Regions from separate parts of the Homo sapiens genome. Here region 2 is linked to region 1. The links are chromatin loops, found by intact Hi-C in ENCODE. Cell type or tissue: heart left ventricle. All regions are shown on one strand. Each heading gives the region's core, and the rest is flanking DNA. Links, peaks and the distances in the headings are about the cores only. Region 1 has its middle 11 kb from the start of MIR4683. Region 2 has its middle 610 kb from the start of LINC02630.

What was found. A loop is a pair of places that touch in the nucleus more often than their neighbours do. Peaks named below come from ENCODE experiments on the same cell type or tissue, not always from the same donor. Only the 100,000 strongest peaks of a DNase experiment are listed, where the experiment ranks them.
Region 2: it touches region 1 in a loop (5-fold over the local background); 30 of 110 quality-filtered maps call a loop at or near these places.

The regions. Positions count from the first base shown.
Region 1 is chr10:35,622,273-35,637,540 of GRCh38, reverse strand. No RefSeq gene overlaps it. Among named protein-coding and RNA genes, the nearest start is that of MIR4683, 11 kb to the left of the region's middle. RefSeq lists enhancers at 1-46, 1-1,087. In heart left ventricle, for the core only: a CTCF peak has its summit at 1,847 (motif pointing left); no DNase peak of the experiment used is centred there; H3K4me3 peaks cover 361 bases.
Region 2 is chr10:36,498,488-36,513,755 of GRCh38, reverse strand. No RefSeq gene overlaps it. Among named protein-coding and RNA genes, the nearest start is that of LINC02630, 610 kb to the right of the region's middle. In heart left ventricle, for the core only: a CTCF peak has its summit at 8,759 (motif pointing right); no DNase peak of the experiment used is centred there.

The DNA.
Region 1 (15,268 bases), core at 1-4,000:
CTCTGAATGCCCCACAGGTGGTCTGCGCACATAATCCCCCAATTTAAAGCGTTTTCCTTTGCTGGACAATTGCATTACAAAACTCCCTTCTTTTTCGCTCCTAATTGAACCAATGAACTATTATAAACTACAAGTTTTTCTTTAAAAAAATTGCCGGTGCCTAAATTCTATTGACTAAATTCTAGCAAGTTTTCTAACTGAACCTTTTAAGGCACCGGAAGTAAAAGCTGCTTCAGCAGACGTTTCTGTTTCGCGGATATTTTTATTCCTTATGCTTGTTATTTTCTGACAGATTAGCAATAATTTAAAAGTAATTGGTAAGATTGTGTGTTAATACTGAAAAGATAGCCCCAGGTCCCTTATTAACCTGTCAATCAAGATAAGAAATGGGCAGCTACCCTGCTAATGATGGGGCATCAATCATTGTGGGATGGGAGGGGCTTTGTTCTGCACATCCTGCTAAAATGTTTGTTCTCCTTACTTTACCTAATAGGAATCTTTAGTGGCTAAAAAAAATTTTAATAGAGTGGACGCTACTTTCTTGGCCGATCTTTCTCATGTAAGAGGCTTCGCATAGGATCTCCATAGTAGTAACATTTTGCAGATCCTTTTCAGAGTAAGTCTCGGTGTTAATTAAGTTATGCAATTAGAACCCCTGCTTTAGCTATCATGCCAATCTTATTTTTTAAAGCCAGAGACACTGTAAAAGTGTTCACCTCTCCAGTAGTTTTACTCATTAAAGAATTATTTTGTAACTTAGGTACCTATCAGTGGCCTACATCTAACCCACGTGTTGACTCATGTATAGTATACATATGCCAGCCATAAACTTTTTATATTCAGTTATAAAGTAGAATTTTGAGAGCAGATCCCAGAGTCTTTACCACATATGAAGGATGGAGAGAAAGCTACAAGACACAAGTTAGCATGTTGGCTTTCTCATGTAGCAGTATTGTCATTATTGACGCATTTTCAACTATATAGCACAGTGGGAAAATGTCCAGCTTTGAAGCTTTTTACCTTATTCTTCAATATATCATTATAAAATGCTATATTCGATAACTCAAGATGTATGTGTGTTTAAGCGAACTTATTTGACAAAAAACCCAATTTAAATTCTGAGGACAGTTCTCAATAAAAAGACCTGCATCTGTCATCACTAGAGACTGATTTTAGAGATGGTATTAAGACATAAGTGCTGGTTCTTTGCCTTTAAAGCTAAAACTTGAGTTGCATATTTGCCAGTACTCAGATGGTATCTACTAAGGGAACAAAACCCCAAAATTGATTTTAGGGTGGAAGAAAGAAACGAGTCTCTATCTGGCCAATTGCATTAGACAAATGAACACCTCTGTGTGCTATACAGGTGTGTCTTTAATTACATAAAACAAGTGTTAGTTTTTCAAAATCTTGTCAAATTGGGAGAGGGGTTGATGTGGTTGCTGTGTGGCTAGAAGATCAAGTCTAACATGATTAAAACCATTACTAAAGCCAAAGCTCATTAAAATTGCTTGTGGGAGAAGTTATGTGAAACACTTTCTATTTGCTTTATAATAAATGCAATTTGAAAGTACCATGAAACAGAAGGGAAAAAAGTTGATAAGAAAGTTTAAGGAGTAAACCATGGCACATTACAGTTTCTTAACCTGCACTGACCGCATTGCTGGTGCCTGTAATACTTCAGAGTTTGGGCAAAGAGAGTGAGATTGTCTTGCCAAAAGAAAACCAGGAGCAGTTGCAGAGCACGGGATGCAATTTAAAGTGTAGGTGCAAACGTTCTGTTGAGACATAAAAAGCAAATCAGTGCAAGTGTCTATCCGCTTTCCACATTTGATACTATACTGCCATCTGGTGGTAGTACGGGGTCCCAGAACCAGGAAGTTAGGGAGGTTCCTTCATTCAATTCATTCATTCAAAAATAGCACATGGAGAGCTAGCCTAGGCACAGGCACAGCCTCCGCCCAGAGGACCTGCAAACATTTTGTATTCATAATTCTGAATCCTTTCTCTGAAGCGCTCCAAAATTGCATCAGTGCACACTGAAGTTTAAGGACCCGCAAGACATTCCCGCACAGTGATAATACTTTTATTAACTTCAATTGCATTAAGTCCTCCATATGACCATTATGCTAAAAATGTAATTAAGCTGCGTTAAATTCCAAGAGCTGCGTTAAATTCCAAGAGCATATCTTCTTTAAATTAGCTTCTGAGTTACTTTTATTTAAAGAATGGGATGCTCACCAAAGATCCACCATATCAAAGCTTTCATGGAAGAAAGGATGAATAATAAAGAGTATTTTGAGGTGGGATGTGGTTGGCTTGCTTAATTAAATGTGCCGCTTTACAATTTCTCATGTAGAGGTCAACTCTGAGTCCAGGGGATGTCCGTCAGTACTGCACGTGAGTGCTGTTAGGGTGAGCAAGACGCAGGCCATCTCGTTTTACCTAGCCAGGTGTTCATGGAAACACACCAAGGAGTAGAAACTTCGCTGGAAAACAAGGTCGGTGAGCATCTGCGTTGGAATGCTGGAGCCCTCGGGAAGGAAGATGACACAGCACTGAGATGTAGGAAGAACAGGATCTTAAAGAAGGATGAGCAGGACCAGGACCGGTGGCTCACGCCTGTAGTCCCACCACTTTGGGAGGACGAGGCAGGCGGATCACCTGAGGTCAGGAGTTTGAGACCAGCATGGCCAACATGGTGAAACTCTGTCTCTACTAAAAATACAAAAATTAGCTGGATGTGGTGGCTGGCACCTGTAATCCCAGCTACTCAGGAGGCTGAGGCAGGTGAATCGCTTGATCCAGGAGGCGGAGGCTACAGTGAGCTGAGATCACACCACTGCACTCCAGCCTGGATGACAGAGCAAGACTTTGCCAAAAAAAAAAAGGGATGAGCAGAGAAATGAGGTTTCTGAGGACTGGAATGTCTAGTGGGGATAGGAGGGAAGGAGGAGACTGTGACCAAGGACCACATAAGATCTTGGAGGACTTACAGAGTTCAGAGGCCTCAGGGGCAAGAATCTTGCTGCCCATGAACAAGGAGCAGGGGCAAGAACCTGTGGCATTAGGGAAATGTGGAATCTCAGATCTCTCTTACTGAATCAGAAACTGCATTTTAACAAGATCCCCAAGCTTCACAGGCACACCGAAGGGTAGGAAGTTCTAGCACACCATCCCACATTTCACTGGTTAGAAAACAAGCCCAAAACAACTGTGCTTACTGAACATCACACAGTCAGGAGCACAGCTGGGCCTAGAAGCCACTAAGCCTACTTGTCACTCCTGTCTCTGTAGATCTTTTCCAGCAGTCCCACTCTTCTGTGTAGACCTCTGAGGCCACCACAAGGTGCATTCAGGCTGGGTGTGGTGGCTCACATCTGTAATCCCAACACTTTGGGAGGCCGAGATAGGAGGATCACTAGAGGCCAGGAGTTCTAGACCAGCTTGGGTAATATAATGAGACTCCATCGCTATAAAAAAATAAAAAGCCAGGTGTGGTAATGCATGCCTGTAGTCCCTTGGGAGACTGAGACAGAAGGATCGCTTGAGTCCAAGAGTTCAAGCCTGCAGTAAGCTATGAATCTGCTACTGCACTCCAGCATGAGCAATAGAGAAAGAGTCTATCTCAAAAAAAAAAAAAAAAATGCATTCATAGCTGATACAGCAACTTACCAGGGCTGTGTTTACCTGGTTACAGAATCATAGCAGAGTTCTCTCACAGTTTGGTGGTGGCCTACACAGGAAATGTGAACGCCCATCCTTCAGAGACAAGAGGAGCACTGTGGAAAGGCTTGCCTCTTGGGATCCTGGCCAACTTAGGCCAGCTCACCTGCCTTTTGCCTTCTACAGCCACCGTGTTCCAATAAATTCCACATTTAAGAGTCTGTGTTCTAGCTTAGTGAGAAGGCACAGTGACTGGGAGTAATATGGTTTGGTTCTGTGTCCCCACCCTAATCTCGTTTTGAATTGTAATCCCCACATGTCAAGGGAGGAACCTAGTGGGGGGTGACTGGATTATGGGGACGGATTCCCCCCCTTGATGTTCCGATAGTGAGTGAGTTTTCAAGTGGTCTTGTTTGGTAAGTGTCTGGCACTTCCCTCTTTCTCTCTTTCGCTCTCCTGTGACTGTGTAAGATGTGTCTGCTTCCCCTTCACCTTCCACCATGATTGTAAGTTTCCTGAGGCTTCCCCAGCCACGCGGAGCTGTGAGCCAATTACTCCTCTTTCCTTTGTCAATGACCCTGTCTCAGGGAGTATCTTTATAGCAGTGTGAGAGAGGACTAATCCTCTATTAGTCAGATGGGCTTCTGTTACTGATTGAGTTCACATGGGGAGAGGGGCCAAATGTGGAACGTGTTGGCCCTGGCTGGCAGAGGCCTGAGGGCCTTTCAGGGAGAGCCTGGCCTCGGCCAGGCAGAAGGAGAAACAGCAGAACCACTGTGCCGTGAAGGCCAGTGCAGGGATCAGGGAGAGAAAAGGGCTTAGGGAACCCAAGAGAGCGTCCCAGAAATCTCTGCAATGACAGAGCAACCTGAGGAAGAGCTTGACTGGCCCAGCAGACTCATGCTGCAGGCTGTGCCCGGGAGGGGGCCAAGAGCATGGGTGGCAGCTGAAAAGGTCAGCCAGTAGCCAGAGAAAGGTGGAAGGAAGGAATTGCCCCAGGACAAAAGGCAAAGTTAGGATCAATGTTAGTGAAACAACCCAAGTTGGATAGCTTTCCGAATCTGGGGCACAGCCATTCTTCACAGGGGACAAACGCATGCTTTTATAGCACCATGTTTATCATGCAGGTGAATCATACACTGATTTAAATTAGAAAACCAATTTCTAATATTTTCACCCCTAACAAGCCCATTTTTAATTAACTAGCACTCCAGCAGTAGTTCTTACCATGCTTACATGTTAAAAGCACTTGGGGTATGTTTTTGTTTTTTTTTTATCATTACCAATGCCCATGTTGCACCCCAAACCAACAGAATCAGAATTTTGGGGGGTGCCAGCTGAGAATTCAAAGTTTTCTAAAACTTCCCCAGGCAATTCCCATGTGCCGCCAGAGTTGAAAACCAGTGAATGTAACTGAATGTGGTATTATCATCCAAAGTGAAATATATGCAGATACAGATCTGGATATGTAGATGTATTTATAGATATATAAATCTGTAGATCTGTAGACATATAGATCTATATAGATATATAGAAATAGAAATTAGCTAAGCAAACTAGCTATTGTCATCTAACTTGACTAAACAAAAGCAGTTATTTTTTTCTTTTTGTCACCCTGAGAGGTATTTGGGAGATGACAGGAGTGCCCTCACCTGGCCCCAAGAAAGAACTTCTCAGTACACAGTTTTTGATAACTGTTTTTTCACCTATAAGGAAATAACAAAGAATTGTGCACATAGGGTATAATTCTATTAAACTAGAAATTAAACCCAACCTGTGAAGTTAGGAGGAATCAATAAGGTGGATGTGTTAGTTAGTAAAGATATTCAAATATTATCTTCCTACCAAAAAGACACCTGCACTCATATGCTTATTGCAGCATTATTCACAATAGCAAAGACATAGAATCAACCTAGGTGCCCATCAACAGTGGATTGGATTTTAAAAATGTGGTACGCTATACATTGTGGAGTACTATGCAGCCACAAAAAGAAGAATGAAATCATGTCCATTGCAGCAACATGGTTGCAGCTAGAGGCCATTATCCTAAGTGAAATAACACAGGAACAGAAAACCAAATACCACATGTTCTCACTTCTAAGGGGGAACTACACATTGGCTACATATGGACATAAAAACAGGAATTATAGACACTGGGGACTCCAAAAGTGGGAGGGAAAAAAGAGGGCAAGATGAAAAACTTTCTATTGGGAATTATGTTCACTATTTGGGTAACAGGTTCAATAGAAGCTTAAACCTCAGTATTGCACAATATATCCATGTAACAAACTGGCACATGTATTCCCTGAATTTAAAAAATAAAATAAAATAAAATATTCTCTTCTTGTTCAGTAGATGTTTATGTATTGAGACCAACTCAGCTGGAAATGAAACCTCAGTCAGTCTGCAGAGACCAAAGACAGGCCTGACTTTCTAAGACTGGGTGCAGGGTCGTATTGTAGCCCAGGAAGCAAGGGTCAAGCCAACAGTGGGTCAGGGGAATCCTGAATGCGTGTCAATACATGTGTCTTCACCTCACCTCTTTAAAAGGAACCTGATAGTACCTTACCTCATGCTAGCACATTGTTAAAGTTGTAGAATTATAAGATAGCATTCATTTGGTGCAGAAATCTGCTCTGTCTCTGGGTATCATACAAGAAGTTAAGAGTCCTTAACCAAAGCCCCAGAAAGTGAAATCCACTTTCCCAAGTAAGTGCGGAGGTTTTCCTGACTCTGGCTGATGTATATGATGTTAGAGCTTCACTGCTACATTCATCATTATTCTGTAAGAAAAAGCCCAAACAGAGGGTCCTAGGTTGTTAAACCCACAACAGGGATGCAAACTTTGCACAATATCATCAAAAAACGCCTCTTGGCCATACTCAGTGTGAGCCAAAAAGAAGCTAATAACTTAATCATTCTGGAAAATATCTCTTAATGAACACCATATTAACTTAATTAACTTAGAAAATCTCCAGGAAGTTACAGAAAGCCAGTAACAATGAGGGATTAAGAGAGCAGACTCAACCCCACTGCCTGGCTCCTTTAGTGAATGATCTTTGGCAAGTTACTCAGCCTCTGTTTCCCTCAGTTTCCTCCTTTGTAAAATGGGAATAAGAACGGTATCTATTTTATAGGGTTGTTGTAAGGATTAACTTCCGGTACAGATAAAATGCAAAGAACAGTGCCTGCCTGGATGAGTAAGTGCCAGGTGCCATCAATAAAGAGTTTGTTTTATCGGGCTAGGCATGGTGGCTCACGCATGTAATCCTAGCACTTTGGAAGACCAAGGCAGGTGGATCACTTGAGGCCAGGAGTTCAAGACCAGCCTGGCCAATATGGTGAAACGCCAGCTCCACTAAAAAAAAAATCAAAAATTAGCCAGGCATGGTGGTACATGCCTGTAATCCCAACTATTCGGGAGGGTGAAGCAGGATAATTACTTGAACCTGGGAGGTAGAGGTTGCAGTGAGCTGAGATGGTGCCACTGCACTCCAGCCTGGGCGACAGAGTGAGACTCATCTCAAAAAAAGAAAAAAAAGTTTTTGTTTTATTGTTTTAAATAAAAATGTTTCCATGTGCATTTTTGTTTTGTTTATTTAATTTTTATTGTGGTAAAAACACACACACACACACACAGGCCAGGTGTGGTGGCTCACACCTGTAATCCCAGCATTTTGGGAGGCCGAGGCAGGCGGATCACCTGAGGTCAGGAGTTCGAGACCAGCCTGGCCAACATAGGGAAACCCTGTCTCTACTAAAAATACAAAAATTAACCAGGCATGGTGGCAGGCACCTGTAATCCCAGCTACTCAGGAGGCTGAGACAGAAGAATCGCTTGAACCCAGGAGGTTGTAGTGAGCCGAGATCGTGCCACTGCACTCCAGCCTGGGCAACAAGAGTGAAACTCCGTCTCAAAAAAAAACCACATAAACTGTATTTACTATCTTAACCATTTGTAAGTATATAGTTCTGTAGTGCTAAGTGTATTTACATTGTGGATCACCAGAACTTTTTCATCTTGCAAAACTGAAACTCCATATCCATTAAACAATTACTCCCTTCTCCTCACCCCCAACTTTTGAAAACCACCATTCTGCTTCCTGTCTCTGTGAATTTGACTACAATAGGTACCTCATATAAGTGGAATCAGACAGTATCTGTCTTTTTGTGACCAGCTTATTTCACTTAACATAATTTGCTCAGGGTTCATCCGTGTTGTAGCATGGGTCAGAACTTCCTTCCTTTTTAAGGCTGAACAATGTTCCATTGTATGTGCATCCACATTTTACTTATCCTGTCATCCATGGATGGACATTCAAGTTGCTTCCACCTCTTGGCCATTGCAAATAGTGCTGCTACGAACATGGCTGTGCAAATCTCTCTTCAAAGACCTTGCTTTCAATTCTTTTGGATATATACCCAGAAGTGGGATTCCTGGACCATATGATAGTTCCATTTTTAACTTTTTGAGGAACCACCATGCTGCTAATTATTATGTTGGTCCATTCATTCATTCATCTAACCATCCATCCACCCATTGATCCATGCATTCTTTACCCATTTATGCTCCTTAATTTCTATATCAATCAGAATAAGTTAGGTTTTGCTGCAAAAACAACAACTACAAAATCTCAGAGGCTGAACACAACAAAAAATAATTTATGACTTTACATATGTCCCGTGCATATCAGTGAAGAGATTCTCTTCACCCTGGGCATTCAAAGATCCGGTTTGACTAAAGTTAATCTTGGCATGTGTTTCCAGAATCCTTGCATCAGTGGGGAAGGAATGTATCAATTCATGCACTGAACCTTAAAGCATCTGCCTGGAAAAGGCACATGTCATACCTACATGTGTCATTGGCCAAAGACCTACATATGTCATTGACAAAGGAAGTCGTATAGGCATATAGCACCCCAAATGGTGCAGGAAACTAATCCTACGACTTGCCCAGAAAAAGAAAAACTGGAAGTATTTGTTAAATGGCAATAATGATTTCCACAGTTCTCCACTCTAATACAGTCACATGTCCCCCCTCTCTCTGCCATAGTTACCTCTGCTTTCTACTGAAGGTAGTAAAGTAAAATATAAAAAGAACTAATGAAGGTCAAACTGCTGCACTCTTGCCCTTGTGTTTTATGAGCCTGAAATCTTGTTAACTTTTCTGAACCTGTTTTTCTTCATCTATGAAATGAGGCTACTAATTATTGGTCTGCCCTTCTCACATGAGTCTTCTAAGAAACAAATGACACTATTGAAATAAAAATAGTACATTTTAAACTTCTAGTTACAGGCCAAGCATGATGGCCCAAACCTATAATCCCAGGAATTTGGGAGGCTGAGGCAGGCGGATCACTTGAGCCCAGGAGTTTGAAACCAGCCTGGACAATGTGGCGAAACCCCATCTCTAAAAAAAAAAAAAAAAACAAAAAAACACAAATTAGTTGGTTGTCATGGTGCATGCCTGTAGTCCCAACTACTTGGGAAGGTGAGGTGGGAGGATCACCTAAGTCTGGAAGGTCAAGACTACAGTGAGCCGAGATCACACCAGACTACACTCCAGCCTGGGGGACAGCCTGTCTCAAAAATAAACAGATAAATCTCTAATTACAAAAAAAGAAGGCAATTCAAGATGTTATACTGTTCAATAAGATGTCTGTGACTTCCAAAGTAGTGAGAATGGTTAAACATAAGTGCTTTAACCTACTCAAAAAATAAAATTTGTACTGCCTTTAAATTTGTGCCGTTCAAAAAACTCATCCATTCAATACATATTTGTTGAGCAAACTACTTTGCCCAAAGAACTGGGAATTACTTTCAGTGTCTCCATTGACTACCATAATGTGGGGGTGGGGGAACTTTAGGAGGACCCTACTCAGCTGTAGAAACTTTCTTTGTGTGAAACTAACTGATCCATGGAGAAAATGAACATATGTAAAACTGAACAGTGAGAAAAGAGAAGCAAGAAAGAATAGAGAAGAAAGATTATGAGAAGAAAAGTTCAGACCAGCCAGGCACGGTGGCTCACGCCTGTAATCCCAACACTTAGGGAGGCCAAGGCAGGAGGATTTCTTGAGCCCAGGAGTTTGAGACCAGCCTGGGCAACAAAGGGAGACCCCACCTCTACAAAACAAAATTTAAAAATTAGCTGGGTGTGGTGGTGTGTGCCTCTGGTCCCAGCTACTCAGGAGGCTGAGGTGGAAGGATTGCTTGAGCCCTGGAGGTCAAGGCTGCAGTGAGCTGTAATCACACCACTGCACTCCAGCCTGGGTCAAAGAGCAGGACTTTGTCTCAAAAAAAAAGAAAAGTTCAGATGAAGTAAAAAATATTTTTAAAATCAAAATCTCAACAAAATGCTGCAGCCACATTAGCAATATTTCATCCACACACAGTTTTCATATTTTAGGCTTGTAATTCTACATGCTGGAAAACTGTATCTATGCTTTATAATTTTTATGCTGGAAAGTTGGATTTCATATGAAGGAAATGACTAAATCTGAAATACTCTAGGTTTAAAATGACTCACATATTCTTAAGATTAACAGAACCTTACACTGTCTTATGATTGTGTATTTGCACTTCAAAATTCCCAAAGGATTTAGCAGTCTGAGACCAAAGATTGGATTTTTTCAAATCACACAGAAGCTTTTAAATCCAAGTTTAGTCTAATTAAAGGATGAATGTGGCGAATTCCGTGAAACTTTCCAACACCATCGTGTTGCGCCAACTCAAGAAGGATTAGTGCAAGACTCACACAGATGTTTCCAAATTCAATAAAGGAAGGGTGGGTCCGAAGTGAGTCAATAACCCAGTTTTCTAGGCCCCTAAAGTTACCAGTTGAGCTTACTATAAGCTGTTCATTAGCTTGTGCGAGAAGTGTCAAGTTAATGACAAAAGGTGTTAATTCCATTTGGGTTATCAGCGGTGTTATTTCCCGAGCACAATCAAGACTTTATCAAAACAATTGGATGCCATTCCACTCTTTATTTCATGGGATTTCCAGGTCTAAACTTTGCCTCCAAATCTGCTATAATTGTTTCTAAATCTACTATTGGAGACAGCCTACTGAACTTGGGCTGGGAACCAATTTGAGAAGCAGGTGAAGCATGTCTCTGGAGTAAACCCCCGCCCTCTTTCTGTGACCTTCTCTTAGGTGACTTCCATATTTCTCTCTCCAGTCCTGAGTGCCATTCTGTATCCTTTATTTACTGTGAAATGTGTTATTCATCTCTTGCTAACCCATCCCATCAAGACTCCAAGAAAATGAAAACAAAATACACATCCTGTCCATACCAGGCTTTCTGTGAGGTATAAAAAATATAATATAGAGAGTATGATTTATGTCCAAACACTGCCTAATAAGTAAAAATTGATTAAGAAAGGTTGGTGTTAGGCCGGGCACAGTGGCTCATGCCTGTAATCCCAAGGCAGGTGGATCATCTGAGGTCAGGAGTTCGAGACCAGCCTGGCCAACATGGTGAAACCCCGTCTCTACTAAAAATACAAAAATTGTCCAGGTGTGGTGGCATGCACCTGTAATCCCAGCTACTCAGGAGGCTGAGGCAGGAGAATTATTTGAATCTGAGAGGCAGAGGTTTCAGTGAGCCAAGATCGTGCCACTGTGCTCCAGCCTCAGCAACAGAGTGAGACTCAGTCTTAAAAAAATTATTAAAAAAAAAAAAAGAAGCGAAGCAATATTGGTGTTAGACAAATCAACAAGCAAAAAAAAAATTCCATTAAAAAGTGGATAAATGACATGAACAGACATTTCTCAAAAGAAGACATACATGCAACCAACAAGCATATGAAAAAATGCTCAACATCACTAATCATTAGGGAAATGTAAATCAAAGCCACAGTGAGATACTATCTCACACCAGTCTGAATCACTATTACTAAAAAGTCAAAAAACAATAGATGCTGGTGAGGTTGCAGAGAAGACAGAATGCTTCTACACTGCTGGTGGGAAGGTAAATTAGTTCAGCCACTGTGGAAAGCAGTGTGGAGATTTCTCAGAGAACTTAACATAGAAATACCATTCGACACAGCAATCTCATGAATGGGTATATACCCAGAGGAAAAAAGTCATCCTACCATAAAGATACGGACACACGCATGTTCATTGCAGCACTCTTCACAATAGCAAAGATATGGAATTAACCCAGATGCCCATCAACAGGGGATTAGATAAAGAAAATGTAATGCATATACACCATGGAATACTAAGCAGCCATCAAAAAGAAAGAAATCATGTCCTTTGCAGCAACATGGATAGAGCTGGAGACCGTTAACCTAAGCAAATTAATACATCAACAGAAAGCCATATTCCACATGTTCTTACTTATAAATGGAAGCTAAACATTGAGTCCACATGGACACAAAGAGAGAAACAACAGATGCCAGGGCCTACTTGAGGATGGAGGGTAGGAGGAAGGTTAGGATTGGAAAACTACCTTTTGGGTATTATGTTGATTACCTGAATTGCAAAATTATCTGTATATCAAACCCCTACAACAGGCAATTTACCTGTGTAACAAATCTGCACTTGTATCCCCAAACCTAAAATAAAAGTTAGAAAGAAAGAAAGAAGTGTTGGTGTCAGAAACACATCCAGGGTATTGGCAGAGTCCACCTGCCCAGGGAAGTTTTTCAACACCCCATTCATCCTACCACTGAGGAAGCTGCATAACTCCTTGACCTTGGCCTGACCCAAAGGAGTCTGCTGCACCTCTGATGGCCCCATTGGAGGTATGAAGTTGCTGACATGTCAGTTAGTCCTGACTTGGGCCCTTTAGTCCCCTCTGATCATACACTCACAAGGCAAACCACCATTCCCCCAAGTGTTCAAAGCCACCAGGCTCCATCCTGCACCCTAGCCAGCGTGCTGCTCCCCCAGCCTCTCTGCAACTCCAAACGCACTGTCCTGAACCTCTGGTCCTTGATCTCCTCAAGCACAGGAGCCGCCTGTCCCGCTGTTCCCTGCCTGGGCTCCCTTCTTTGTCTCTCGCTGTCTCTTACACAAACTTGGTCTTTGTGACTCCAGTCTGTTCTCCTTTTCTTCCTCTTGCCTCTTTGGTGCCAACTCTTTCTCCCCTCCAACCCCGTGAAGTCCACACAGGCCCTCATTTCATATTCCCCCTCCTTTTCTCATCATTTCTCTAAGCTGTCATGCTCAACAGTGGGTAATGAGCTGACACAGGGAGGCCTTCTGCCGGCCTTCTTCCCAAGGCATTTGGATGGTAAAAGGGATCCCAGCTTCAAGACTTAATTCAAAACCTGAGTCGTTGGTGGGTAATTTTTTTTTTTTTTTTTTTTTTTTTTTGAGCCAGAGTTTCGCTCTGCTACCCAGGCTGGAGTGCAGTGGTGTGATCTCGGCTCACTACAACCTCTACTTCCCGGTTTCAAGCAATTCTCCTACCTCAGCCTCCCAAGTAGCTGGAACTACAAGCACCTTTCACCACACCTGGCTAATTTTGTATTTTTAGTAAAGACAGGGTTTCACCATGTTGGCCAGGCTGGTCTCGAACTCCTGACCTCAAGTGATCCACCTGCCTTGGCCCCCCAAAGTGCTGGGATTACAGGCATGAGCTACTGTGCACAGCTTTGGTGGGTAATTTCAAATACCAACCATAAGTGGGTCCTACCCAACTAGAAAAAAATTCCAAGAGTTACAGACATAACATTTCACACCTCTGTCTTAATGGCTTGCTAGGGGAGGTTTTACATCACTTTTGGTATTTAAGTTCTATAAAAAGACAATGATATAGTTTGGAAGTTTGTCCCTTCCAAAACTCATGTTGAAATGGGGTCCCCAGTGTTGGAGGTGGGGCCTGGTGGGAGGTGTTTAGGTCATGGGGGTGGATCCCTCTTGAATGCCTTGGTGCCCTTCCATGGTAGTGAGTGAGTTCTCACTCTGTTCGTTCATGCTAGAGCTGGTTGTTTAAAGAACCCTGGCATCTCTTGCTCTCTCTCTTGCCCTTTGATGCACCTGCTTCCCTTTCATCTTCTGCCATGAGTGGAAGCCTCCTGAGGCTTTCCCAAAAGCAAATGCTGGCACCATGCTTCCTATACAGCTTGTAGAACCATGAGCCAAATAAACCTTTTTTCCTTATAAACTACCCAGTTTCAAGTGTTCCCTTATAGTAACACAAATGGACTAATACATGTAATTAACAAGGTTTAATTTACTCATGCCCAGAGCAGATTCTGTGCATGCTGGGAATCCGATAAAGGGACCAAGTGCATGCAAACTTCTACACACTTGATAGGAAGAGAGAAGCACTGGATGCATTCTCAGCTTGCGAATCCTCTTATGATTACAAAATCAGAAGTTGGCAAAGGTAATCCATAAGCATCCTCTCTCTGTTCTTGGACCAGAAAAAAAGTGATGAAAAAGCCTTGAGCAAGCCAAGGGTTGATTAAGGTGTGGGAAGGGCTTTTCTCCCGTTATAAGCCAAAAGCTTGCAAGGGGCGGTAGGGTGTGGAGAAAGAACAAAAGGTTTTTTTGTTGTTGTTTTTTGTTTTTGTTGGTTTTGTTTTTGTTTTGAGACAGAGTCTCACTCTGTCACCCAGGCTGGAGTGCAGCGCAATCTCGGCTCACTGCAACCTCCACCTCCCAGGTCCAAGCGATTCTCCTGCCTCAGTCTCCCAAGTAGCTCGAATTACAGGTGCGCACCACCATGCCCAGCTAATTTTTGTATTTTTAGTAGAGGCGGGGTTTCACCATGTTGCCCAGGCTGGTCATGAACTCCTGACCTCAAGTGATCCTCCTCCCTTGGCCTCCCAAAGTGCTGAGATTATAGGTGTGAGCCACTGCTCCTGGCCGAGAACACGAGTTTTCAAAGTCACATCTAGATTCTGACTCCAGTTTCCTCCTGTGTGTGGCCCTGAGAAAATTACCAGTGAGGCTCAGTTTCCTCATCTGTAAAATAGAGCTCATGGGGCTACTGAGAGGATTGAATGCCTGGACCTGTGCTCTCAGTATGCAGTAGGCACTCAATGAACACCCTCCTCCTCCAGCCATGGGATACCAGGTGATTTTTTGTGTGTTCCTGGTCAGCTTCCTTCCCCAGTCCTTACAGCAGCTATTGCAATAGCTAACTTGACTCTTCCCAAAGCTGCTATTCTTGGTGCCTCAACCCTCTCCCCTACCACACTGGCCTCTAGAAACCCCTCATCCTGCAATGAACAGCCTCGTTTGCTCCCATCTTTGCCCCTTTCCTCTGAAGGAGTCTTCTCCCTTCTCCTCAAAGCCAATCCCGTGACCTGTGTTCTCTGTTGGATCCTCTGTCAACTCTCGCAACTATTCTGTTATTGCTTCCCTCTTTACCTTCTGCCTACAAACCTTCCCTGTGTGCTGCCTCTGCCTCATGGGCTTTGCATTTCTCTTATATCAAAACTAATTCAGGCTGGGCATGACGGCTCACTCCTTTAATGTCAACACTTTGAGAGGCCAGACAGGAGGCTCACTTGAGGCCAGGCGTTCAAGACCAGCCTGGGCAACATAGCAAGACTCTGTCTGTACAAAAATTTAAAAGTTTTTAAAAATTAGCTGGGCATGGTGGCATGCACCTTTAGTCCTAGTTACTCAGAAGGCTGA
Region 2 (15,268 bases), core at 7,213-11,212, 870 kb before region 1:
TGGGTGTTCTGTCCAAAAGGTTAAATTAATATGGAGGAATAAAATATAATATGGAGGAGACACCTTTGCATATCATTTTAATTTAACTATATTCACATAATGCTTGCATATGTGTCAACAAATAGTGATTTTGAGACCTACAGAACCATTCAGTCTTATGGAAACTTTCAGTCTTTTTTTGTTTGTTTTGAAATAAAGTCTTGCTCTGTCGCCAGGCTGGAATGCAGTGGTGTGATCTCTGCTCACTGCAACCTCCACCTCCTGGGTTCAAGTGATTCTCCTGCCTCAGCCTCCCGAGTAGGTGGGATTACAGGTGCATGCCACCACACCCAGCTAATTTTTGTATTTTTAGTAGAGGCGGGATTTCACCATGTTGGCCAGGATGGTCTCAATCTCTTGACCTCGTGATCTGCCTGCCTCGGCCTCCCAAAGTGCTGGGGTTACAGGCGTGAGCCACTGAGCCCAGCCCCCCTTTCAGTCTTATAATGGAAGCATATCATCCAATTTTTTAAGGAAAAAGAGCTACTCTCTGGCTAATTACATTAGCCCATCAGAAGATGAAAGTATCCATAGAGTTTTTACTTGACTATTTTATCTGCCATCGGGCAATGTTTTTCAAGAAATATTTCAAAACTTTACTTGGAAAATATTGCTTGTTTTAGGAAAAAATAAATCAAAGTATGAAGAAATATTTAAATATGAAAATTGTAATTTTCATTGCTTGTCTAAAAAGAAGAAACAATTGATAAGGCCCCAATTATATCCTTTGTGTAAGGCTTTTTCCCTTTCTTCACTATGATCTGGGAAAGTAGAGATCAATCTCTGCAGTTCAGTAGTGTTCCTAAGAAATGGAGTGATGGCTGTTCTTTCACGCTGCCCTGTAAATCAGAGGTTTCACTTATTTACTGGCCATAGAACTGGTGTGTACATAAAAACCATTAACTAGGCCACATTCACACAAAGGAAACATGTTTTTAATTTGGTATTTTGCAGTATATATGGTCCCAAAGAATACATACAATAATTGACTTTCCACACCAGTGATTCTAGAATCATGAAAACGCAAATGCACAGAGACATAAAGAAAAGAAATGACAGTAAATCTCCATCTTTAAGCCAAGTGAAGCATGTTGGCTTCTTGCAGTCTAAACTTTTCTGACATTGCTTTAAAAGAATCCAAATTCCAATATAACTGTATGTGCAATGGTTAGAAAGCGCACACTATCAATTCACTGCAGCACTAAAAATGCCTTCTCTTTTATAAGAGGTCACTATGCATTTGTTTTCTGAAGGACAACTTTTTCATCTTACAAGGAAAAGGAGGCGATACGCTGTATCCTAAGCACCTACAACAGTGATTGGAAAACAGGGAATGGATAAGCTTTTGTTGAATTAATAAATACATGACTAAGATGTCTATGTAATGTCAATGCATTTTTACTTCCAGTTAGCAATTTTAGCATGGGCTTTGTGGTATTATTTAATAGGCCACATTTACAGCCATTACAATTTTTGAATTGTTATTGATACTACCTAATGTTCAAAATGGCAAAGGAAAGTACATGTGAAATAGAGTTTCTCAATCTGAAAATCATAGTTCCATTATTTTAAATATTTTTCTCTTTTATGAACCTAATATTCTAGAGGAAGAAGGGAGGTAAATGCTATATAGTAAATAAATAGGTAAATGTTAAATACAACTTTGAACAGTCTTCAATGAATGGAAAAGGGGAAATTTTAGTATGGAATAAGAGGGATTTGGCTAAAGGGAGAGATGCTGAGACCCCTGGAACAGTCAGCCATGGCACTGCCTGGGGTGGCTGCTTTAGGTGCAGAGGCCTTCAGGGAGAACAGCCAGTTGGAAGGACAGACCTGCCGGGGTGGCTCTGGTGTGGATACCAAGGGGGCGAGTGCTGCTGTCGAGTCAGAGAGGCAGCAAATCTGGTAGAGCTTGTGAACCACGGTAACGAGTTTCAATGCATATAATTCAAAGAGCAGAGAGATGAACTTAGTTCCTTTGGAGACAGCAGTGTTTATGAGCCTGGTGAATAAAGAGGCCACCACAGAAGAGGTATATTGTCCCTGGTATTAGGATAAAAGATAATTTTTATTTTTTCCATTGTATTGTATTCTGTATTTTATAACGATTCTTATAATGTTACATTTTAGTAAAAAAAAAAATCCCTGAAAAACGAGGCCACATACATAAAAAATAGGAAGGAATAGCTAATGTTGCAGAAGGAAAACTAGACGACAGTGATATCCAGGAAAAGAGAGAATTTTAGTATGAAAAAAGCTGGTTCACTGTGTGAAATACCACTGAGAAGTCAAATAAAATAAACATATAACATTGTCCATTGGTGTTGAAAATGTGTTAATAGTGGCTTGCACGTATAGTATTAGTCTGCTTAGGGCTGCCATAACAAAATACTGCAGACTAGGTGCCTTAAACAACAGAAATGTGTTTTCTTACAGCTCTGGAAGTTGAAAGTCTGAGGTCAGGATAGGGTTGGTTTCTCCTGAAGCCTCTCCACTTGGCTTGCAGACAGCCGTCTTCCCGCTGGGGACTCACAGGACATTTTCTCTGTGCTGGTGTATTCATAGTATCTGTATGTCTGCATCTCCTCTTCTTATAAGGACATTATTAGTCAGATTGAATTAGGGTCCACCCTAACAGCCTCATTTTAACTTAATTTCCTCCTTCCAGACCCAATCTCCATAAACAGTCACACTCTGAGATACTGGGGCTTAGGACTTCAGCATACGAATTTCGTGGGAGCACAATTCAGTCCATAACGGCGTATAATTGATTCCAGTTATTCACAGATTCTGTACTGATGAATTTGTCTACTTGCTAAACTTTATTTGTAACCCCAAAACTAATACCCGCTGTGCTTTAGGAACCATTTGCAGATGTTGGGAAACATGGGACCCGCCCATGCTTGTGCTATCAGCTGAGTCAAACAAGGGAATACTCTGCTTTAGTGTTCAAGCTCGCAGACTGTAAACAAGTGCCCTTTTAAAGGTCTGTGCAGGCCGGGTGCGGTGGCTCATGCCTGTAATCCTGCACTTGGGGAGGCCGAGGCGGGCGGATCACGAGGTCCACGAGGTCAGGAGATCGAGACCATCCTGGCTAACACAGTGAATCGCCGTCTCTACTAAAAATACAAAAATTAGCTGAGCGTGGTGGTGGGAGCCTGTAGTCCCAGCTACTCGGGAGGCTAGGCAGGAGAATGGCGTGAACCAGGGAGGTGGAGCTTGCAGTGAGCTGAGATGGCGCGACTGCATTCCAGCCTGGGGGACAGAGCAAGACTCCCTCTCAAAAAAAAAAAAAAAAAAAAAAAAAAAAAAAAAAAATATATATATATATATATATATATATATATATATATATATATATATATATAGTTCTGTGCAAAGCCACACTATTGCATTTTTGTGCTTCCTGTAGGTGATTTTACTGTTTGAAATGGCCCCTGAAGGTAGTGCTGAGGTGTTGCCCCATGTTTCTAAGCACAAGAAGGTTGTGATGTGCTTTATGGGCAAAATTCATGTGCTAGATAAGCTTCATTCAAACATAAGTTATACTGCTATTGGCCAAGAGTTCAAAGTTAATGAATAAGCAATATATATTAGCTTATTTTTTTATTTTTATTTTTTATTTTTTTTGAGACGGAGTCTCGCTCTGTCGCCCAGGCTGGAGTGCAGTGGTGCGATCTCGGCTCACTGCAAGCTCTGCCTCCCGGGTTCACGCCATTCTCCTGCCTCAGCCTCCCAAGTAGCTGGGATTACAGGCGTGTGCCACCTCGCCTGGCTAATTTTTTGTACTTTTAGTACAGATGGGGTTTCGCCGTGTTAGCCAGGATGGTCTCAATCTCCTGACCTTGTGATCCACCTGCCTTGGCCTCCCAAAGTGCTGGGATTACAGGCGTGAGCCACCGCACCCAGCCTGGCTTACGTATTTTTTTAAGAGACAGGGTCTCATTCTGTCACCCAGGCTAGAATGCAGTGGCATGCACGATCATAGCTCACTGCAGCCTTGAAACTCCTGGGCTCAAGTAATCATCCTGCCTCAGCCTCCTAAGTAGCTAGGACTAGGGGTAGCTAGGACTAGGGGTCCACACCACCTTATGCCATGCTAATTTTTTCATGTTAATTTTTTGTAAAGACAGGGTCTCACTATGTTGCCCAGGCTGTAAATTATGCATCTTTAACAGAAACACACAAAACCCCAAGATTATGTATTGACCAGTTGGCCTAATGTGAGCAGAACCTTGCAAGAAACTAACTCATCCTGTACCTTCCTGGGAGCAAAGGTCCAGGATTCACTAATTGTTTGTCTGTGGTGACTTTATAGAACATAACTACTGTGAATAATGAGAATCAACTCTATATGCTAAAGGATAAAGACTAATGAAACAAGAAAGCTGGAGTCCAGGGCACCAGATGGGGTCATTGATAGAACAAGGTCCTCCAAGGGACAAAGCAAGATCGTGCCTAGAGCACAGGCAGGGGCTGAAGACAAGCACTCCTATCAGCAGTTGCACTGAGACAGAGTACTGCAGCATAGCTACAAGCAAGTGGGGCTGAGTTTATAGGTTAGGCTGCATTGTGACTTTCATAGGCCTTGGCAATTTTGCCTTGCTGGGCATATTAACATATGTTAATAATCACATTTGGTTATAGGTGAATACACAAAATATTTTATATATATATATTTGAGATGGAGTCTCATTCTGTTGCCCAGGCTGGAGTGCAGTAGCACAATTTCGGCTCACTGCAACCTCCACCTCCTGGGTTCATGCCATTCTCCTGCCTCAGCCTCCCAAGTAGCTGGGACTACAGGTGCCTGCCACCACACCTGGCTAATTTTTTGTATTTTTAGTAGAGATAGGGTTTCACTGTGTTAGCCCGGATGGTCTCGATCTCCTGACCTTGTGATCCGCCTCCTCGGCCTCCCAAAGTGATGGGATTACAGGCGTGAGCTGCCGCACCCGGCTGAATATACTAAATATTATATATTAGAACATGTTCTTCAACCTAAAATTCCTCTTTCTTTCCTTCTGATTAAAAAAAACAAAACATTTTAATAGACTCCTAAATGTATTGTCAGCCCTAGGCACACTGCCTTATAAGTTCCCCTATAGGATCAGGGCAGTTAATTGAGAAAATTCCTACTCAATGTTCTCAATTTTCTCAGTGACATAGGATGCAAAATCTACTGCAGAGAATGAGATGAATTATAGATCAAAAATAGTTTTATTGAGTTGAAATTTAGAAATGCAAAAAGGAGCTTGCCAAAATTCAACTAAGAACTCCCAATGTAAGATTTTTCAGTCTCCATGACTGTATGATATTTCTTGAGCAGTACAGCAGCCTTGGTGCAGGAGCAGAAGGAAGAATGCTAAACTCATGCTGGGTTATATTTTGTAAGAAATATTGGACAGAAAAATTCAGAATGTCAGGTCAATCAGGAGAAAGTGAGTAAGTAATGGACCCTAAGGGCTAGGTTAGCAAGGACGGAGCAAAGAGAGTGAGCCTGACAGTTTGGACAGACAGGGTGGTTTTCTGGGAACTCTATTTACTTTCTCTGTATTGGGTCTTAGCAGGTTTTGGAGCAAATGCATAGCGGCTTTTGAGGAATAAGAAAGTGAATGAGCTGTAGGCAGGGCAACATGTTGAGAATGAAAGTTGGAGATATCAGCGGTGGAGAAATTACAGGTTGCAGTGAAGTCCATCGAATGGATTGTTACACTGGAGTGCTAGAAGTCATTCATATGGATGTATTTAAGGGTTACAGACAGGGGATTTGGACAGAAATTGCCCTTGGAGTGACACCATGGCTGGAGAGAACCTTCCTTGAGCCAGGAGCCAAAAGAATTGATGCATAAAAGGAGGAATGCCAGGAAGCAAGGAGATGACAAGAATATTATGTTATGCCAGACAGAAACTCCAAAGAATTGCTTAATTTGTTCTCGTTATTTCTTTGTATTTTGTCCAAGCTTCCTGGTAAACCACTGAGCAGTAGTAAATATAAGCAAGAAAACTGACATCCTTGCATCTGATTCTTGGGCTTCTATTGTTTGGAAAGTAGGATAGTAAGTAACCTACATAGGAAGGGGCTGCAGGAAAGAATGTGCTTCCTTGGAAGAGTGAGATTTCAGCCAGGACTAAGAAAGAGATGGAAGATGTAAGGAAAAGTGAGAGCGAGTACAGCAATGTGATTAGAGTGGGAAGGGCAGGCAGGCAAAGGTTTGGTCTGAAGGTTTGCAGAGGAAGAATGAGGTTGGGGGAAAATACTATGGTAAAGTTAGAGCAGGAAAGTGGAGGAGAATGTATTCCTGGAGTTTACTTTTTCACTGGTAGTTAAGGATAAGAGCGATGAAAAGTATTGGATACGTGAGCTCTGACTGAAAGCTGTGGCAGGAAGATCTTTCTCTGCCTACAGAGACAGATCTACTGTGTGGTGTCAGGTCAGCAGTTTTTGCAACTGTAAGCAATTTATCTTTCTCAGGCTTATTCATTCCTAGGTCAAAATATAAAAGGACCAGAACTCACTAGATCCCCAAGGTAGCAGAGAAAAACATTAAGAGCACTCATCCAGATGTTAATAGTATTCCCCAGTGCTATTATTTTGCTCTTTCCATCCGACATTTTATGAGTTAATTATTTTTTAATGAGTCCGTCTGAGGACTTCACTACCATTTAACATTTTTTCTATTGGAAAATTGATTAGAAGTTCAAAACATCTAATTTTATAAATGGGCTTTCAGAAACAACTCACAAGCTGGGGACATACTGTAGTGCCAAGATTTGTGATATTGGTTGGATAAAAAAAGAACTACACTACCCCAGAAAAGGCAATTTTGGAGTGTGTTACTGAGGATTACTCAATAGATTATATCCTTATTTCTTTGGTGTCAGAAACTCCCTATGAAGTCATTATTTCTTGGATGATTTGTGAATAATTTAATATATGATTTTAAGCAGTCATTACTTCGCTTAGCATGAGGTGTTTCAGTGATTATCCTAGTGTTAGTGGAGAGTTTATCCTTTAAAATTTCTCCCCTCCTGATTTTCTCCAAATAGTTTCTTTTTATCAGTCATTATGTGACCTTGCAACGCACATAAGTCATTTACTTTTACTTATACAGATGGGATATAAAAAGATTACATGACCATCTATCCATCTGTGCAGTTTTACAGTAACAGAAAATCCCCTGAAGTCAATAAATGTTTCCTCTCTAGTTCATAGCAGTGCCCGAAATTCCATCATCAGAGATACCTTGCTTTATGTTCATTGCTGCCAAAATCACTTAAAACTAGCTTATCTGGTATTAAATTATTCTGATAAATAACTGAGAATAGTACTTTTCAAGGCAGGACACAAGGATCACAGCAGTGAAATCATCCAGGGCAGCAGATTTCAGGCGCTACTTCTCCCCATAATTTTTTTTTTTTTTTTTTTTTTTAGATGGAGTCTCTCACACTGTCGCCCAGGCTGGAGTACAGTGGCAGTGATCTCGGCTCACTGCAAGCTCCACTTCCCGGGTTCACGCCATTCTCCTGCCTCAGCCTCCTGAGTAGCTGGGACTACAGGCGCCCGCCACCGCACCCGGCTAATTTTTTGTATTTTTAGTAGAGATGGGGTTTCACCGTGTTAGCCAGGATGGTCTCGATCTCCTGACCTCGTGATCTGCCCGCCTCAGCCTCCCAAAGTGTTGGGATTACAGGTGTGAGTCATCGCGCCCGGCCTCTCCCCATAATTCTTACATATGCTTCAGTGAATCCACAAATGTTAGGCATAAAGTTCTATTTTGGTGAGATGTTTTAAGGAAAGATTAGAGACTCAGAACTTCTTGATCTTAATTCTGCTACAAATTTCCCGTGTTCCTTTAAGGAAATAATCGCAAACCATTCCGGCAAATTCACAACTTTGGTGTAAAGGGTAATTGTTTTTATAAAATTCACTCTGACCCCAGGGAATAAGGCCTGATATGAGTCCTGTGTGTTAAAGAAAACAAAGTGAATGTTCTTTTCTAATTTGTTCAGCGATTTGCTCAGTCACATATCCTCACCCATCTTCTTTCTTCCCTCGTGTTGACGTCACTACAGGTCATAGAGAGCAACCAGGGATGGTGGGAGACATTCCCATGGGATCCTCAGTCGCTACTAACCAAAGCTTCTCTAGTCAAAGGTGGGTGTGATATGGCTAATACTCAATGAACTCCAATGCCTCCTAATGTTTCCTGAATTGAGACGCAATATTTAAAGGCCATATGATTCTTCAGAGTGTGTGCACAGACTTGTGTGTGTGTGTGTGTGTGTTTCCGGGGATGGGGGTGAGGGTTTGGAGGATAAAGTGTGCTTTAAAATAAAAGAAATAGTACAAGCCAAGAAACAGAAAAGAGCAGGTTTTCTTAAAGACTCAGGATGACTGGTTTTATGCTAGGCGGTTGTGGCAAGACATGAAGTACTGCTATGGCTCATCTGCTGGCTCTGCTGGGTGGCTCCCCTGGGTGGCTTACCTGGCTGGCTCCCCTGGGTGGCTCATCTGGATGGCATGGGGCAGCATTTGGTCCCACATCCCTTGCAGCTGTGACATAATCTTCTGCTTCATCTTTTCCAAGTTTCAGGAAAGTGCATGTTTAGCTTCTCCCCCGGGACATCCCCATTAGATGGTGCGCCAGGAAACAGGCTCTATGTGGGGAAGAACATAATCAATTTCCAGAGTGTACACTCTCCCATTATGGCCTATTTCGAGCTATTTATGACCAGTTTTAACCATCAGGTGGCAATATTCCTGAATATTTAACAGCCTGCTCTCTTGAGCTAGTGTGAGCCAGATACCGCCCACTGACAGAAACAATCAACCCTTAATTGTTTTATAGAGAATTGTGGGTAGACAGTGGAAATGAGTCTTGTGCACATTAAGGAAAAATAAGATTTTATGGCTGACTAGCATGCCTGGTATATATGTAGATGTATGTCTGCAGATATGGATATCAAATTTTCTGTATCCAATATCATCCATTCATGGACACTGAAGTTGATTTCATGACTTTGCTATTGTGGATAGTGCTGTGAGAAACACATGAGTGCAGGTATCTTTTTGTTCTAATCATTTATTTCCTTTTGGGTGGACACCCAATAGTGGGATTGCTGGATCAAATGGTAGTTCTATATTTTGCTCTTTGAGAAATCTCCCATACTGTTCTCCATGGAGGCTGTATAAATTTACATTCCCACCAGCAGTGTATAAGTGTTCCCTTTTCTCCACATCCTCTCCAACATCTGTTGTTGTAGTTGTTGTTGTTTTTAACTTTTTAATAATAGCCATTCTGACTGGTGTAAGATGGCATCTCATTGTTGTTTTAATTTGCATTTCTCTGATGATTCATGATGTTGAGCATTATTTCATGTTTGTTGGCTGCTTGAAATTTTAATTTTTAAGTAATGTTCCAAGTTATTGTTGAATCTATAACAAAAATTATTAGAAGACCCTTCTACAGCCAGGCATGGTGGCTCACTCCTGTAATCCCAGCACTTTGGGAGGCCGAGGTTGGTGAATCACCTGAGGTCAGGAGTTCGAGACCAGCCTGGCAAACATGGTAAAACCCCATTTCTACTAAAAATACAAAAAATAGCCAGGCATGGTTGTATGTGCCTGTAATCCCAGCTACTTGGGAGGCTGAGGCAAGAGAATCACTTGAACCTGGGAGGCAGAGGTTGCAGTGAGCCGAGATTGTGCCATTGCACTCTAGCCTGGGCAACAAGAGTGAAACTCTGCCCCCCACCCCTCCAAAAAAAAATTAGCCAGGCATGGTGGTGCAAGCCTGTAATCCCAGCTACTTGGGAGGCTGAGGCAGGAGAATCACTTGAACCCAGCAGGTGGAGGTTGCAGTTGGCCAAGATCGCACCACCACTGCACTATAGCCTGGGCAACAAGAGCGAAACTCCGTCAAAAAAAACCCAAAAGAACAAAAAAACAAAAACAAACAAACAAACAAAACCCTTCTACAAAGTTACAACCCTTGCTTTCAAAACCTGTACACTTCACTGTTCTTAGAGGGTTATTGCATGAGCAGATAACTGGATGTAAGCCTTTCTTCAAAGTACTAAAAGATGAAGGTGAGAACATTTAAGTGATGTATTTCACACATAAGCTAAAAAGTTAGTTAGCAGTTAACAACTTTCCTATCTCTGTTTCTTTTTGTTTCACCTTTATCATTTTATCAGATGCCTACTAGCTGGCTATTTGTATTTAAATGTTGTCTCTGTTTATGTCAGGTTTTCTTCAATTAAATTATAAGTTTCTTCAGGATAAGATCCAGGTGTCAGGTTTTATCTCCATTCCTAATGGAGCCTAGCACAACACCTCATCCTTGGAAAACGTGGACCCTATGAAAAGCAGATGTTGAATTCCCTGAGGTTGAAAAGGCCCCCATCAAATCCACAAGCCTGCCTTCCCCAACTATTCACAGAAATATTAAAAATTACTCTACTTTTATAATAGAGAATATCAGGTAAAAACATGGTGAGCATAGAATGGGGTTTGTCATCATGCAGAAGTTTCTGTGAGGTCAGTGAATTTATAGGTTACAAGGGGGCCAGGAGGAAGCAGGGAGAAAGGGACAGAGCAAAGGAAGGTGATACCAGGATGATGCCAAGCAAATAAGGCTTTGATACATCCATGAACCCTTGACTTAGGAGGAAGGAGGAGAGTGTGGCCTGAAACTGAAAGCTGATACAAAGCTGGAGGGACAATGTGGTGGAAAGACAAAGGAGTTGAGAGAATGGAGGAGACAGAGGAATCGAGGAGGTTAGACAGTAAATTCACAAATGACCAGATATAACAGAATGGACCTACTCATCCCGTTTTTTTTTTTTTTTGACGGAGTTTCACTCTTGTTGCCAAGGCTGGAGTGTGCAATGCCGTGATCTCAGCTCACTGCAACCTCCATCTCCCAGGTTCAAGTGATTCTCCTGCCCCAGCCTCCCGAGTAGCTGGGATTACAGGTGCGTGCCACCATGCCCAGCTAATTTTTGTATTTTTAGTAGAGACGGGGTTTCGCCATGTTGGTCAGGCTGGTCTTGAACTCCTGACCTCATGATCCATCCGTCTTGGCCTCCCAAAGTGCTGGGATTACAGGCGTGAGCCACCGCGACTGGCCTACTCATTCTTTTAGAAGTAGACACGATCCAGTTAGAAATATACTTACAGGTGGCCGGGTGTGGTGGCTCATGCCTGTAATCCCAGCACTTTGGGAAGCCGAGGCGGGTGGATCATGAGGTCAGGAGGTCAAGACTAGTCTGACCAATATGGTGAAAACCCAAGTCTACTAAAAATACAAAAATTAGCTGGGCCTGGTGGCGCGCATCTGTAGTCCCAGCTACTTGGGAGGCTGAGGTAGGAGAATCGCTTGAACCCAGGAGGTGGAGGTTGCAGTGAACCGAGGTTGTGCCACTGCACTTCAGCCTAGCCAACACAGTGAGGCTCCATCTCAAAAAAATAAAATAAAATAAAATAAATATACTTACAATCTATACTAATAATGATGAAGATTCATATCATAGAATTCTAGAATCCTATGGATAAGAGGGACTTTAAACAAAGAACCCACCATAGTTCACAGATGAAAAGATAGAGTATATAGAAGTTGCTTCAATTCCATTTCATCAAAATACATTGAGTGCTTAATAGATTATAAAAATAATATTATACATGGAAGGGAAAAAGTATCAAAAGGGCCAGATCTTTCCTCAGAGCTTATCATCTCATGAGTATTATAAGTGTGCCAATCAAGGCAAATATAGTAGGTCCTTCAGTTGTGATGCAAACAAATTGTCAGGAATCACAGAATAGAAAAACATCACTTTGGACTCAAGGGGCCCAGAAAATCCACAGAAGAGAGATCTGAGCTAGGTTTAAATGCAAGAGTATTTTATGCAGGATGAGTTGGAAGGGATACTCTCTCTACCTCTTAGCAGATTTCACAGAATAATCAAATTTTGCCACTCAATAATTTTCTCAGGTCTTCTTGCTTAACCGCTCATATTTATCTATTAGGGTGCCACTAGGATTGGCCTTCATAAGTTTATTCTGACAGAGCAATAGGAGAAAATGTCTGCATTGAAGGCACAGCAAGGATGGGGTAGATTGACACATCCAGCAAAGATTGACTCATGGGTAGTGAAGGGCATGAGGACAAAGAGTGAGGCTGGTGTAGATGCTTAGATAAATGAAGAAGCAGATATATAAGGGGCAAGGTGATGGGTTTAATTTGCCCATACAGAATTTATGTATTAAGATATATCTCAGGCCGGGCACGGTGGCTCACGCCTGTAGTCCCAGCACTTTGGGAGGCCAAGGCAGGCGGATCACCTGAGGTCAGGAGTTCAAGACCAGCCTGGCCAACATGGTGAAGCCCCATCTTTACTAAAAATACAAAAAAATTAGCTGGGTGTGGTGGCAGGCACCTATAATCCCCGCTACTTGGGAGGCTGAGGCAGGAGAACCGCTTGAACCTGGGAGACTGAGGTTGCAGTGAGCTTAGACTGCGCCATTGCACTCCAGCCTGGGCAACAAGAGCTAAACTTCATCTCAAAAAAAATAAAAATAAAAAAGGTATATCTCCTTGTCAATGACTACTATATATGTGTTGTTTCAGTTCTTCTTTTGTTTCTCAGTGATCCAAACAACTTTTAATCAACATTTGATTTGCATTCCTGCAGGAATAACTTGATTTCAGAATATCTTCAACCTGAACACTTTTCTTATGTTGCACCAACAAATTGGCCAAAAATCTTAAAAATCCTAAAACAAATCTCTATCAAGTCTCTAAGAAAAAAAAAGTTATTTTTCTGTTACTTTTCTTCATTATCCTAAAGAGAAAAAGGACACATGATTATAGTAGAATCATAACTTCAAGCTTAACAAAGTTCTAAACACATTGACTGAATTTAGAGGATTTTTGGTTTTCCGTAAATGGAAAACACTTCCAAATAACACTCCTACTTCAATTGGGAGTGTGAGAGACATTCTACATGGCTTTTAATCCTTCTTGGAATCTGCCAAAAAAAAAAAAAAATCAACTAAATTCCTCACTTCCATAGTATTTTGGTAATAGAATGCTATAAAAAAAGTAATAGCCAGCATTCTATTACAAGCTGTCTCCTAGTTCACTTTAGTGTCTAAATAAACAAAAGTCTTGTCAAAAGATCATTTTTAACTCAATGCTATCGCAGTGCAGAATGAACTTGCAGCAGACATAGCTAATATAGGATTCAAAGGAGATACAAGATTTCCCCTTAGAAAGCTTTGTATTTCCCAACAGAAGCAGCATGGGACTAGAAGTCAACTGTAACCTAATAAGTTTGCCAAATATAAACACACAGAATATAAGAGGGGTGGTGTATTACTGAAAATACAACTTAATGTGTTAAAAATGTGGATTGATATCAAACCTGAAAATAGAACTTTGAGTCTTTATACTTACTTCCTCTGAATTTAAAATATTTTATTGATGATTTAAAAATCATAGAAAGCGAAACTTTTGTAGTAATAACTACTGAAAGCCACCTTATATTTCATTTCTTGAAACTGATCTCATTTGATAACTGAAGCACTTTTTAGTCCAGATTCTCCTGCCTGTTATTTTTCCTTTTTTCTTTCTTTTTCTGGATTTTTCTCTCAAGCTTCCAATTTATAAACTATAAGTATTTCCTAAAGATTTAGAACCCAACAGTCTGCTCCTACCTCATTCCTTTTCATATTCTTAGTATTAAATACAGATGAGTGGTTTTTAACTTCATGACTCATTTCCATTTATTTGACACATAAACCTGTATCTGCAATTCATATTTCCTTTCTACCAGTCACTCACTAATCTTTTTGCTGTCCAGATGGTCCATCACCATTCTAAACTCCACATGCCTCAGCACCATGACTTAGTCCCATTTCTTAGCAGAGACAAGTACTTCTCACATTTTTTTTTTTTTTCTGAGACAGACTCTTGCTCTGTTGCCCAGGCTGGAGCACAGTGGCACAATCTCGACTCACTATAACCTCCCCATCCCAGATTCAAGCAATTCTCCTGCCTCAGCCTCCCAAATAGCTGGGACTACAGGCGCCAGCCACCATGCCTGGCTAATTTTTGTATTTTTAGTAGAGATAGAGTTTCACCATATTGGTCAGGCTGGTCGAGACCTCAGGTAATCCACCTGCCCCAGCCTCCCAAAGTGCTGGGATTACAGGCATGAGCTACCACGCCCAGCCACTTCTCACATTTTATATCACCAAGAAGAAAAAGATTTCACCGGTGTTCTTTCTTAATTACTTCCATTGCTTGGAATAGCCTAGCCCTTTTGTATGGACTTTCATCATGAATATTTTACTCCTCTAAACTACCTTGAATAGTTCTGCTAAATCATGTTCTTAAAATACTGGTTTTACGATAGCACCACTAAATTAAAAACTTTTTAAAGACTCTTCAGTAGCTAGCCTATAGAACTGATGAGCTGTCAGCAGCCACAGCTTGATCTGTGTCCTTTAAGGTTGTATTATACAGTCTTGTCTAAGGCCAGCACCCCACCTCCTAGCCAGAAGGCGGTCCCCTGCTCTTTCCGTCCACATAAACTCTACCAGTTTTTCAGAAAGCCCTGTTTTTCTGTAGTATCTTTTCTAACATCACCAATTCTTCTGTGCATTTGCAGTGGAGTTGGCTGACTTGTTAATTATACCTAGGAACACTGGTTGTACTTAGTTTCTAATGTGCCTCTCTTGGCTTTTCAATTTAAGTATATATATTGCACATGCAGGAATTGTGAAGAAATATTGTGTGTACCCCATAATGAAACCAGTGTCATGCACACAGTGGGTATGTAACAAATATCTATTCAATACATTTAATTGAAATCAACACACATTTACAAAGTTTCTATTAGAGTCTACTTACATGGACATACAGAAAAATAATTTGAAGCCCCTACACTTAAGGTTTTATAATTCATGGAAACACAACTTCATGGAGAAAAATATAAAAGAAAAAAATTGGTCATAGTTCTATAGATTTTTGGTTATCTGAAATCCACTTGGAGTATGCAAATTTCTCTCTGTAATGATTAGAAAATTATATAAGTTAAATTGATTATCTGTAGTAGACAGATCATTGGCCTTCTCGTATTGCACTTGCAATTTCAATACATTCCAATGGTGAGCACCTGTGACTCTCTGCCTGAAGGGTTTCTTTTTTTTTTGAGACTGAGT